Linked DNA regions of Homo sapiens: region 1 is linked to region 2. Evidence: read pairs that join two places in POLR2A ChIA-PET (ENCODE). Cell type or tissue: OCI-LY7. All regions are shown on one strand. Links, peaks and the distances in the headings refer to the core of each region. The heading gives the core; the rest is flanking DNA. Region 1 overlaps RALY (RALY heterogeneous nuclear ribonucleoprotein). Region 2 has its middle 72 kb from the start of CHMP4B.

Region 1 (5,298 bases), core at 1-5,000, 190 kb before region 2:
CCTGCCCGGAGTGTGAAGAACTTGTGTGTTTTGTGAGACTGAGATGTAGGGTTTGTGTCAGGGGCAGGAAAGGGGTGGTGACAAGAAACAGGAGAGGCTGGAGTAAGCAGGATCTTACACCCTACATTCAGGAGGTAGGGTTTTGTCCTGATGATGAAGAGTCAGTAAAGGGATTTTAGGCAGGGAAGGGATACGTTTCAGAAAGACTGCGTGGCTGCTGGGAGATGGTACAGGGCAGAGGCAGAAGACTGGGAGGCTGGTGGGAGGACAACGTCCAAATGAAAAAATTATAGTGTCCTAAGCCAGAAGAGAGAAGGTAGAGACTGGCAGACTCTAGAATCCTTTTAAGAGCTGGGAAAGACCAGACTTAGAAGCTGGGGAAAGAGATAAGGTCTTGACCTACTATGGGGTAAACCAAGTGGGTCACAACTGCTTGACACTTCAGCCAGCAAGATGCTCATGGGCCAGCATATCCAACCCTCCCCAGTGGCCCCACTGGCCATTTTAATCACCACTGAGGACACTAAGGTCCAGATGGATCAGTATTAGGCACCCTAGACCAGCTTTTTGGTTGGCAGAGGGGCCGGGATATCTTCATGAGAAAACACAAACCATCCCATCTCAGAACAGGTTGGGATCCAATCTCTTTATTGTCAGGGTCCCCTCCCTGTGGCCCCCCGCCAAACCTATAGAAAAAACCCAAGCCTGGGAGTGTCCTGGGGAGGGGAGGTAGTATGGGGAAACCCCTGTGCTCTACCCTCTGGCCTGGGCAGTGCAGACAGGGAGGGCTCATGGGGAAGGAGTAGGCCAGTAACTCCACCTGCAGAGGACATGGCACTGGCTGGGATGCGTTGGGGGAGGAGGCGCCTGCTGCCAGCTTTCCTCTGGTACCCGCTGGGGGGTGGCATCCAGGGTTGGGTGCCCGGCTTGAGGCCTGGGGCAGCGATGCCCTTCACCTGCTGGTGGCCATTGCTCCTGTCAGGCTGAGAAAGAGAGAGAGAGAAAGAAGAGACTAAGGCTGAGAGGAAGAGACCCTGTTGCTGATAAAAGGGGTAGGGAAGAAAGGGTGGAATGATGTCTGGAGACAGAGAGATTCTTGCACTCTGGCTGTGGCCTCATAATTTCCTGGCCATGTAACCTTGGGCAAGTCTCACCCGCTCTCTGAACCTCCATTTCCTCACCTGAGCCCATATAACTCACCTGTGAACTATTTTAACAAGCTTTGGAAAGCACCAGGCACAAAGGGGTGTAGCAGGATGGCTGGATATGGAGGTTTGTTTGCATCCCAGGCAAAACAAACCAAGAAGTTCCAAAAGAAGACTGCATATGTACAATTTTCTAAAGCTCTTCTGGAAGCCTTTGCTGGTGGGATATCTTACTACAGCATAAATGTGTCATCTATCCAGACACCTCCCTGGAAACACTAGTGTTTGAGACCTTCCTCCACCCAAGCCACCCCAAGGGAATGGGTCAGAGAGTAGTAGGCACAGCCAGGTGTGGCCTGGCTTTCCTTTAAGGTAGGGCAGAGTAGATGGTAAACAGTGGCCAGAGAGTGGGCTTTGAAGCCACACACCACTGGGCTGAAATCCAGGCTCCACCAACTACTACCTTATCTCCCTGCACCCTTTAGTGTCTGTTTCCACATCTATTATATTGGTACAATCATCAGCTTGTGGGATTGAAGATGAACTCAGAGAAAGCAGGTGCAGCTCCTGTCACACAGGGCATTTCCTCCCCATGAAAGAATCAAATCCCAGCCCCTAAGCCTGACACATACGGCCCTTCACAATCATCACCCTCTGACAATAAGCAGAGTCCTCTACCAACTAGGGGGGCACTGCAGCCACAGGAGGCTCTTGGCCTCACCACATACCAAGGACTGTCACAGCTCTGTATGGCTAAGGCCATTCCCCTGGTGTGGAACATTGCTCCCTCAATCACTAGCAGGCTCAGCTACACATCATCTCTTCCATGACCTGGCCTCGCTCTATTGTTATCCTGCTCACACTAGGTGGTAATGGCTTATGTCTTCCTCTACCAGACTAGGAGCTCCTCAAGGGCAGAGACAGGCAACATGGCTGAGTGTGCTGAGGGAAGGAACCCTTGCTAGGTGGGCCCGCCTGGCCCATCTACGGCACCTGCTTCCTCAGCATGGCAAGCCCCAAGCATGAAGGGGTGTGACGGGATGGCTAGATATGGAGGGGACTTCATTCTTGGGTATAGTCAGTGCTACTTGGCCAGGTATGCTTCGTGACACTTCCTGCCCAATCCAGGGAAAAGGCACAACCTCCACTTCACTGATTCCCCACCCTCTGCCCATCAGGACAGGACCCCTGTACCTGCTTACTGCAAGGCCCCATCATCCGCGTCTGTGTCCTGGCTGTGTTCCTGATAGGGAGGAGGTAAGAGAGACCACACATCACTCATTGCCAGCTCTGAGTCCTGCCCTGAGCCATTTGTCCAGAAAAACTTCATGGTCCAGAGGGCATCTAGAGGACACAGTCAGAAGACGCAGGAACAGCCAAGGGGAATGACTATGGGACCAGCCAACAAAGCTGGCTTGGGAACTTGGAAGGGTGGTCTGAGGACCCCACACAGGCCAGTGAAGGGTGTTCTGGGAGTGGCAGGAGCCCCATTTCTGTGCAGAGAGCCTGCACTGGAGAAGGCTGAAAGCCTTATAGACTGGTGAGCTCCCCATCTCTGGGGGCATCCAAGTCTTTGTTAGGGCCTTTATGGACACTGCTATGCCTGAGAAAATAAGATGAAGGATCAGGCTACGCTCAAAGGAGAGATGAGCTAGCATAAGGCAGACCTCCTAACCGTCATGGCCATGAGCCCATCTGTTCTCACGATAGAACCCAGCAGTGCTGAAAAGGAGAAAGCTGCAGATCCAGCAAGTCAGTCTGGACTCCAACCCTGGCTCAGTCCCTACGAGCTGATGCCCTGAGCATGCCACTCAGCCTTTCTGAGCCTCGATTTCCTCACAGGGTAAAATGTGGGAACAGAATACTCTGCATAGTACAGGGCTCTTGTTAAGGTTATGTGAAGTTAGAGAGTATGATCTGGGTCTTGGTGCTCAATGAGCGCTCATTAAGTAAATGAGCAGCAAGTGTACAACCCATATCCCACAGACTCAGAGTTTGGTCCACCCTCCCACTCAACATAAGCTCCTTGTCAAATGGCCTGCCGGCCTCAGCCTGAATAGTTCTAGTAACAGGCGGGGAGCTCACCCCCTTATGAGACAGCTTTTGCTTCATGCTTAAGCAGCAATGGCTTTTAGAAAAACCCACCTCCTGGCTGTGGCCTCCACAAGCCACCCCAGCCCTGCTCTGAAGCTCTGCAGGCCGTGTGTGCTCCCTTATGTCCGAATCTCCCATTCTCCAACTCATGTGGAAACCGGAGGCCAGAATGTGCCCGCATTTGGGGGAGGTCTGCCCTAGGCCTCAGTGGGACTTCTGATGGTGTCTGAGATAGGCAAGTGCCCCCTGCTCATTCTTCCCTCTTTCCCCCAGGACCAGAACCCCTGGGAAGGAGAGAACAGGAAGTTCACAGTGGGGGCAACCAGCTCAGGCTGCCCATTCCCCTGTTGGCCTCCTGAGAGTAGGAGCACAGTCGAGTCCCAGTCGTGCCCCTGGCCAGGCCCTCACCAGCTCTTCCTCGCTGTGTGTCAGGAGCCCTTCCTCATCGCCGTCGTCTCGGGTCCGTGCTTCCCCCTGGGGCAGGCCTGCCTCAGAAGTTGTGTTCTCTTGGGGGGCTGGTGGCCGGCTGCTGCCACCGCCACCGCCACCACCACTGCCACCGCCACCGCTGCCACCACCACCGCCGCCGCCGCCGGCGCCACCTCCATCACCCTTCTTCTTGCCATCTTGAGGGGAAGGGGTGGAGGAGGGGAGAATAAAACTCAGCCTGGGGTAGCTGTCTAGGGCAGCACCTTAGCGGAAGCTGGCCTCAGCATGGTGAGTGCAGGTGGTCCAGGATCTGCAGGGCCACCCTAGCTCCTCTCTCCCATGTACTATTTCCCCATGCTCTGCCCTGTGCCCTGGTCATGGAGGTGGGTGAGAATCCTCAGAGGCTGACCTGGATTGGCCTTTTGCTCCGCAGCGATCTGCTCCAAGCGGCTCAGCAGGGCATCGATATTGGACTTGATCTGTGTCAGCTCCGTCTTGATGGCCTGCAGCTCACTGCTCTTTACTGGGAGTGGAGGGGGGACAGGGCTGTCACCTAGGGGGCTGGAGGCTTGACACTAGCACAAAACCTCAGCCCTGTTCTTTCAACCAGGAAAGCAGTTATTTTTTGTTTTGTTTTGTTTTTTCCCTGCTTAGGAAAAAGGTCTCCTCCTTAGACTACCTGGCGTCCATCCCTACAGTGACAGCACACACTTCTGAACCTGGCTATCTTTTCTCCTGATCTCTCAACTCTGAAAGGGACCAAAGACAGACAGGAGCACAGGTGTGTATGTGTGGTGTGCTCTTCTGTGTGCACCTGAGCAAGAACATGTGTCTTTTGGAATCTGAATTCCTGGGTGATTAGTTAAGCAGCATGTGTGTACCAGAGTGAATGTGGAGTAATGGGCCTGGGTAGACCTGTCCTTATCCTTACTAGAGGAAAGATGGCACCATTTCTTCACTGGGCACCATATCCAGCACTGGACTCTCTGTGCCCAACACAACCCCTCCTCCTAAAACATCAGCTGTTTCCTCTTAGAAATGCATGAAAATACTTGGCTGTGTTAGAGCAGCAGAACTGTGGAAGACTTGTTGTTTTATCTATGTTCCAATGTAAAAAATGTGATTCTATTATTTTGCTAATGATAAAAATGCAAATTACTTAGGAATATGATACAGTCACTCACACTTGATCTTGGCTGAGCTGGTGGTGACAGCTGTGGAGCGGGCAAAGAGCTTGACAGGTACGTTAGTTTTGACACGCCGGACCAAAGGGACTGTGACCCGGGGTCGCTTCACAGGGACCGCCCTGGGCACTGGCACGGGCGACAGACGGCCCCGGTAGTCGAAGAGCCTGTGAGGGCAGATGGGCCAGAGGCTGCAGCATGGCTTGTGGCCACCAGGGCGGTATTGCAGCTCCGGCTACAAACGTGTGTGGCTGGTGAGGGGCTGGGAGGCCTGCACTACACACCTCTGCTGGCTCCTAGCAAGCCCTGGAGTGAAGAGGAAGGGCTTGCCGGACCCTGATGGCTGTTGGGATCCTCACTACCTCACTACAACCTCTCCAACCATCCAGGCCCAGTAAGGGCAGGCAAGGCATCAGGTGGTAGCAGTTATACCCCATTCAAAAGAG
Region 2 (5,428 bases), core at 277-5,276:
ACAGACTGGGTAGCTTAAATCAGTGGTCCCAACCTTTTTGGCACCAGGGACGGGTTTCGTGGAAGACAGTTTTTCCATGGATAGTGGGGGGGATGGTTTGGGGATGATTCATATTATATTTATTGTACACTTTATTTATATTATTACCACACTGTAATATACAACGAAATAATTATATGACTCACCATAATGTAGAATCAGTGGGAGCCCTGAGCTTGTGTTCCTTTTTTTTTTTTTTTTTTGAGACGAAGTCTCTCTCTGTCGCCCAGGCTGGAGTGCAATGGCGCGATCTTGGCTCACTGCAACCTCCGCCTCCTGGGTTCAAGCAATTCTCCTGCCTCACCCTCCTGAGTAGCTGGAATTACAAGCGCTCACCACCGTGCCCTGCTAATTTTTGTATTTTTAGTAGAGACAGGGTTTCACCATGTTGGTCAGGCTGGCCTCAAACTCCTCACCTCGTGATCCACCTGCCTCGGCCTCCCAAAGTGCTGGGATTACAGGCGTGAGCCACCAGGTCCAGCCTGAGCTTGTTTTCCTGCGACTAGATGGTCCCATCTGAGAGTCACGGGAGACAGTGACAGATCATCAGGCATTAGATTCTCATAAGGAGCATGCAACCTAGATCCCCCGCATGAACAGTTCACAACAGGGTTCACACTCCTGTGAGCATCTAATGCTGCCGCTGATCTGGCAGGAGGCAGAGCTCAGGCAGCCATTCGTGTGATGGGGAGCGGCTGTATATACAGACGAAGCTTCTCTCCCTCACCAGCCACTCACCTCCTGCTGTGTGCCAGGTTCCTAATAGGCCATGGACCAGTACTGGTCCATGGCCAGGGGATTGAGGACCCCTGGCTCAAATAACAGAAATTTATTTTCCCACAGTTCCAGAGGCAGCAAGTCCAAGACCAAGGCACCCGCAGGGTTTCCTTGGAGGCCTCCCTCCTCGGCTTTCCTCCCCATGTCCTCACACGGCCTTCCCTCTGTGCACCCTCATCCCTTGTGTTGCTTCCCCCTTTTAAAAAGGATACCAGGCCGGGCACAGTGGCTCACGCCTGTTATCCCAGCACTTTGGGAGGCCGAGATGGGTGGATCACGAGCTCAGGAGTTCAAGACCAGCCTGGCCAACATGGTGAAACCCTGTCTCTACCAAAAATACAAAAAAAAAATTAGCCGGGAGTGGTGGCACGTGCCTGTTAGTCCCAGCTACTCGGGAGACTGAGGCAGGAAAATTGCTTGAACCCCAGAGGCAGAGGTTGCAGTGAACCAAGATCGCATCACTGCACTCCAGCCTGGGAGACAGAGCAAGACTCTGTCTCAAAAACAAAACAAAACAAAACAAACAAACAAACAAACAAAAAGGACACCACTCAGATTGGATTAAGACCCAGCCCTACTGGCCTCATTTTAACTTATTCACCTCTTTAAAGACCTTATCTCCAAACACAGTGACATTCTGAGGTACTCGGGGTTAGGGCTTCAACCTATAAACTTTGGGAAGGACACAATTCATCCCATAACTGCTAAGAAAGTGGGGGTGTTTTTTTTTTTTTTTCAAAGATGGGATCTCACTATGTTGCCCAGGCTGGTCTTGAACTCCTGGCCTCAACTGATCTTCCTGCCTTGGGTTCCCAAAGTTGGCAGGGGTGAGTAGGATATTTTAGTCAAGGTGGTCAGGGAAGGCCTCTTGGAGGAAGTGTCATTTGAGCTGAGGTCTAATCAGGAGATCTGGGGAAAAGAGAGTCCAAGTAGAGGAAAGTATAAGAACAAAAGCCCTGAGGCAGGATCGAGTTTGAGGTCTCTGAGGAACAAGAAGGCCACACTGGCTGGACCTGAGGTTGGGGGTGATGGCAGGCAGGGACGGGGTCAGCAGGGCTTTGTAGGCCACGGGAAGGAGTTTGGATTTTATACAATCCTTCTCCTGCTTCACTAGAGGCCATGGGATGTGGTAAGAGGTGCTGGGACATAGTGATGAATCTGACTCATCTTCCCCATTGCCCCCCCACAGCTCTGACCCCTGCCCAGGTGCTCCCAGCCAGGCAGGCAGATAAGGAGAGGATTTAATCCACTGTGATCATTCCTGAGGCAGAGGAGGTAAGGGAGACCCTGAGGCCCAAAGTGCTAGCCCTGCCTGAACTAGTTAGGTTAGTGTCTCTGGCGGGGCTGCCAGACTCTTGATTTGAGATGAAGAAGCAGAAGCATATCCCAGGCAGAGAGACCTGTGTGGGCTAAAGCCTGGAGAAATGAAAGGGCTGCTGGTGAGCTCTGGTAGGTGGGAGATATGGGACAGGGCAGCAGCAGCACCTGCCACACAAACATCCACTACCTGGGAGCTGGCTAAGGAAATGATGGTCAAGCTGTACCAGAGAATGAAGCAGCCTTCTCTCTGCAGATACAAAAAGATCTCCAAGATGTATTAAGTGCAAAAATGAAAGTATAGAACCACGTTCCTGATAAGCTACCATTTGTATATAAAGCATGTGTGGGGGTGGTAAATATGACGACATATTTGTCCTATTTACATTTGCATAAAGAAACTGGAAGGATACACAAGGAACTAAGGCATGTGGCAGGTGATGGGGACTAGGCAGGTGAGGACGATGCAGGAGTTAGCCTTGTTTTACTGTGTGCCTTTTGAATTGTTTTTGTTTTTGTTTTTGTTTTGAGATGGAGTCTCACTCTGTCACCCAGGCTGGAGTGCAGTGGCATGTTGTCGGCTCACTTCAACCTCCACCTCCCAGATTCAAGTGATCCTGCTGCCTCAGCCTCCTGAGTAGCTGGAATTACAGGTGTGCACCATCACGCCCTGCTAAGTTTTATTTTTTTTAGTAGAGACAGGGTTTCACCATGTTGACCAGACTGGTCTCCTAACCTCAAGTGATCCACCCACCTTGGCGTCCCAAAGTGCTGGGATTATAGGCATGAGCCACCACACGCAGTCCTGAATGTAATTTTTGAAACCCATAATCATGAAACTCATTCTTAAAAATTGAAGAGCAAGAGTACAGAGGATGCGGCGCGGGAGCTGAGGTCACCAGGGCTGAGGTTGCTGTCATAGTATAAAAAGAGACATACTGCAACTGTGAGATTAACAAGAGCCATAGGACCCACTTAAGCATCTCACAGGCCGGACACCAGGTGTCACTTAGCAGTTGATACAGCCTGGCCCCAGGATTTCCAACCCTGGCCAGGGGATTTCCAGAAAACAAGACCACCTCAGCACAGATGCAACTTTCATAAACCTTGAAACAAAGCTTCCCCTTACAAGAATAGCTTAAACTTCTTTTTTGAAAGAAACACCTGGCGACTAACCTAGACTGAACCCAGGTCTAGGGAAGGGAGAAGGATCCCCCAAACTCTGAGGATGGTCTCTACACAGAGACCCTCCTGGTCAGCTGGTCCTCTGACCTCCTAAGTGTATCTGGCCCGTGTCATTGATGTCTGTCTCGTAACAGCACAGCCAAAATAAATCACTTGAGGCCGGGCACCATGGTTCATGCTTGTAACTCAGAACTTTGGGAGGCCAAGGGAGGAAGATGGGTTAAGGCCAGGAGTTCAAGACCAGCCTGGGCAACACAGCAAGATCCCATCTTTTTTTTTTTTAAGAAAAGGATAAACCGTTTGAGCATCAGGCAGTGTCTAAGACTCATCTTTGACACGAATCAAACCAAAGGAGAGAAATCGCTCGTGGGGAAGCTGGTCACCTAGGACCACCCGAACACAACAGCTGCTTATGATTTGGGCAGTAGGGAGCCATGGAAGGATTTAAAGGTAGGGAGGAGGTGTGTGACGTGATCAGACTTGTGAGCAGCCAGTGCGGAGAGTGGTTCACAGGGGGCAGCATGGAGGAGGCAGGTGTGACCATCCAGCTAGTGCCTGGCCTCTGATCTAGGGCAGAGACAAGGAGGTGGGGTGGGGAGCAGAGCGTTGGAGGGGGAAGGGACAGTAGAAGGCAGAGCTAACGAGGCTCCACTGCCAGGCAGGGATGCTAACCAGCTCCTTCCCCTCGGAAAAGAGGTGGATGTCAAATCTTGAGCCCCGCCCAGCCACACTGGCCCCTGATAAATCCCCTCTGGCCAGTCATTACTCTTCTCACGTGCAGCCCCCTAATTGCCCAGAGATGAAGTGTCTGAGGCTGCCCTCTTGCCATGGCAGACAAATGCCTGTTTGAGCAGAAGCCGGAGGGAACAGGACAGATGGGGTCCTGTTCAGCTTCCCTGCTCCCAGATCCCGGGCCTCGCTGCTCCTGTGGGCTTTGGGAAACCAACAAGGGTTTGTGTTTAATGAGGCTGCCTGCTCATCCATCACGCAAGGCCAGTGCCTTGACGACAGCAACCACCAAAGATGAGGGCCAGGCCAGGGTCCCTGAATCAGAGCAGGGTGAGGGTGGGGCAGGCTCAGTGCAATCGAATCCAGGCTGTGTAAATCACCACACCTCTCCAGGCTGTGATTTCCTCACCAAAATGGGGATCATGTTTTATGTGGCAGACATTGCATGTTAACAACTCTACACCCACTTGCTCTACTTCTTTAGGAGGAGAATCACATTTGTTTTCAGGATGGGGAGGAAAGGTACCACTGAAAAAACTCACTCTTCCCGCTTCCCTTGGAGCAGAGGCCACTATGTGGCAAGAGATAACACATAAGGCCGGGCGCGTTGGCTTGTGGCTGTAGTTTCAACACTTTTGTAGGCAGACGCAGGAGGATCGCTTGAGCTCAGGAGTTTGAGACCAGCCTGGGCAACATAGCGTGACCTGTCTCTACAAAAAAAAAAAAAAAAATTTCCGGGTGCGGTGGCTCATGCCTGTAATCTCAGCACTTTGGGAGGCCGAGGTCAGTAGATCACCTGAGGTCGGGAGTTCAAGACCAGCCTGACCAACATGGTGAAACCCTGTCTTTACTAAAAATACAAAATTAGCCGGGCGTGGTGGCACATACCTGTAATCCCAGCTACTCGGGAGGCTGAGGCAGGAGAATCGCTTGAACCCAAGAGGCAGAGGTTGCAGCAAGCTGAGATTTCACCATTGCACTCCAGCCTGGACAACAAGAGTGAAACTGTCTCAAAAAAAAAAAAAAAATTAAGTTAGCCAGGTGTGGTGGCACACACCTGTAGTCCCAGCTACTCAGGAGGCCGAGGTAGGAGGTTCACTTGAGCCTGGGAGGTTGAGGTTGCAGTGAGCTGTAATCACACCACTGCACTCCAGCCTGGGTGATGGAGTGAGACCCTGTCTCAAAACAAAGAAGCAAACAAAAGACAGAAGACATGGGGCATTTGGAGATGAGATGCCTGGAAGTGCAACAAGAGGGTTAAAGCCGCACCCCAAGGGTGCTAAAATGTGAAGATCAAAGGTGTCCAAGTCCCTGGCAGCTTCATGGAGCCACTAAGTCACCTGGGGCTGCCATATCCAGACTTCTGAATGGCACTGGGGTT

The links. Peaks named below come from ENCODE experiments on the same cell type or tissue, not always from the same donor. Only the 100,000 strongest peaks of a DNase experiment are listed, where the experiment ranks them.
Region 1: POLR2A ChIA-PET joins it to region 2 with 8 read pairs; 2 of 35 experiments call an interaction of 5 or more read pairs at or near these places.

The regions. Positions count from the first base shown.
Region 1 is chr20:34,075,595-34,080,892 of GRCh38, reverse strand. It overlaps RALY (RALY heterogeneous nuclear ribonucleoprotein), which reads right to left. Exons shown (of 10, transcript NM_016732.3): 6 at 4,853-5,019; 7 at 4,078-4,191; 8 at 3,648-3,865; 9 at 2,340-2,388; 10 at 1-983. The coding sequence ends at 2,344. Among named protein-coding and RNA genes, the nearest start is that of MIR4755, 29 kb to the right of the region's middle. RefSeq lists an enhancer at 3,294-4,493. In OCI-LY7, for the core only: no CTCF peak of the experiment used is centred there; no DNase peak of the experiment used is centred there.
Region 2 is chr20:33,881,064-33,886,491 of GRCh38, reverse strand. No RefSeq gene overlaps it. Among named protein-coding and RNA genes, the nearest start is that of CHMP4B, 72 kb to the right of the region's middle. RefSeq lists enhancers at 2,730-2,989, 3,170-3,289. In OCI-LY7, for the core only: a CTCF peak has its summit at 3,140 (motif pointing right); DNase peaks (open chromatin) are centred at 2,175, 2,491, 3,161 and 4,711; H3K4me3 peaks cover 2,486 bases; H3K27ac peaks cover 4,940 bases.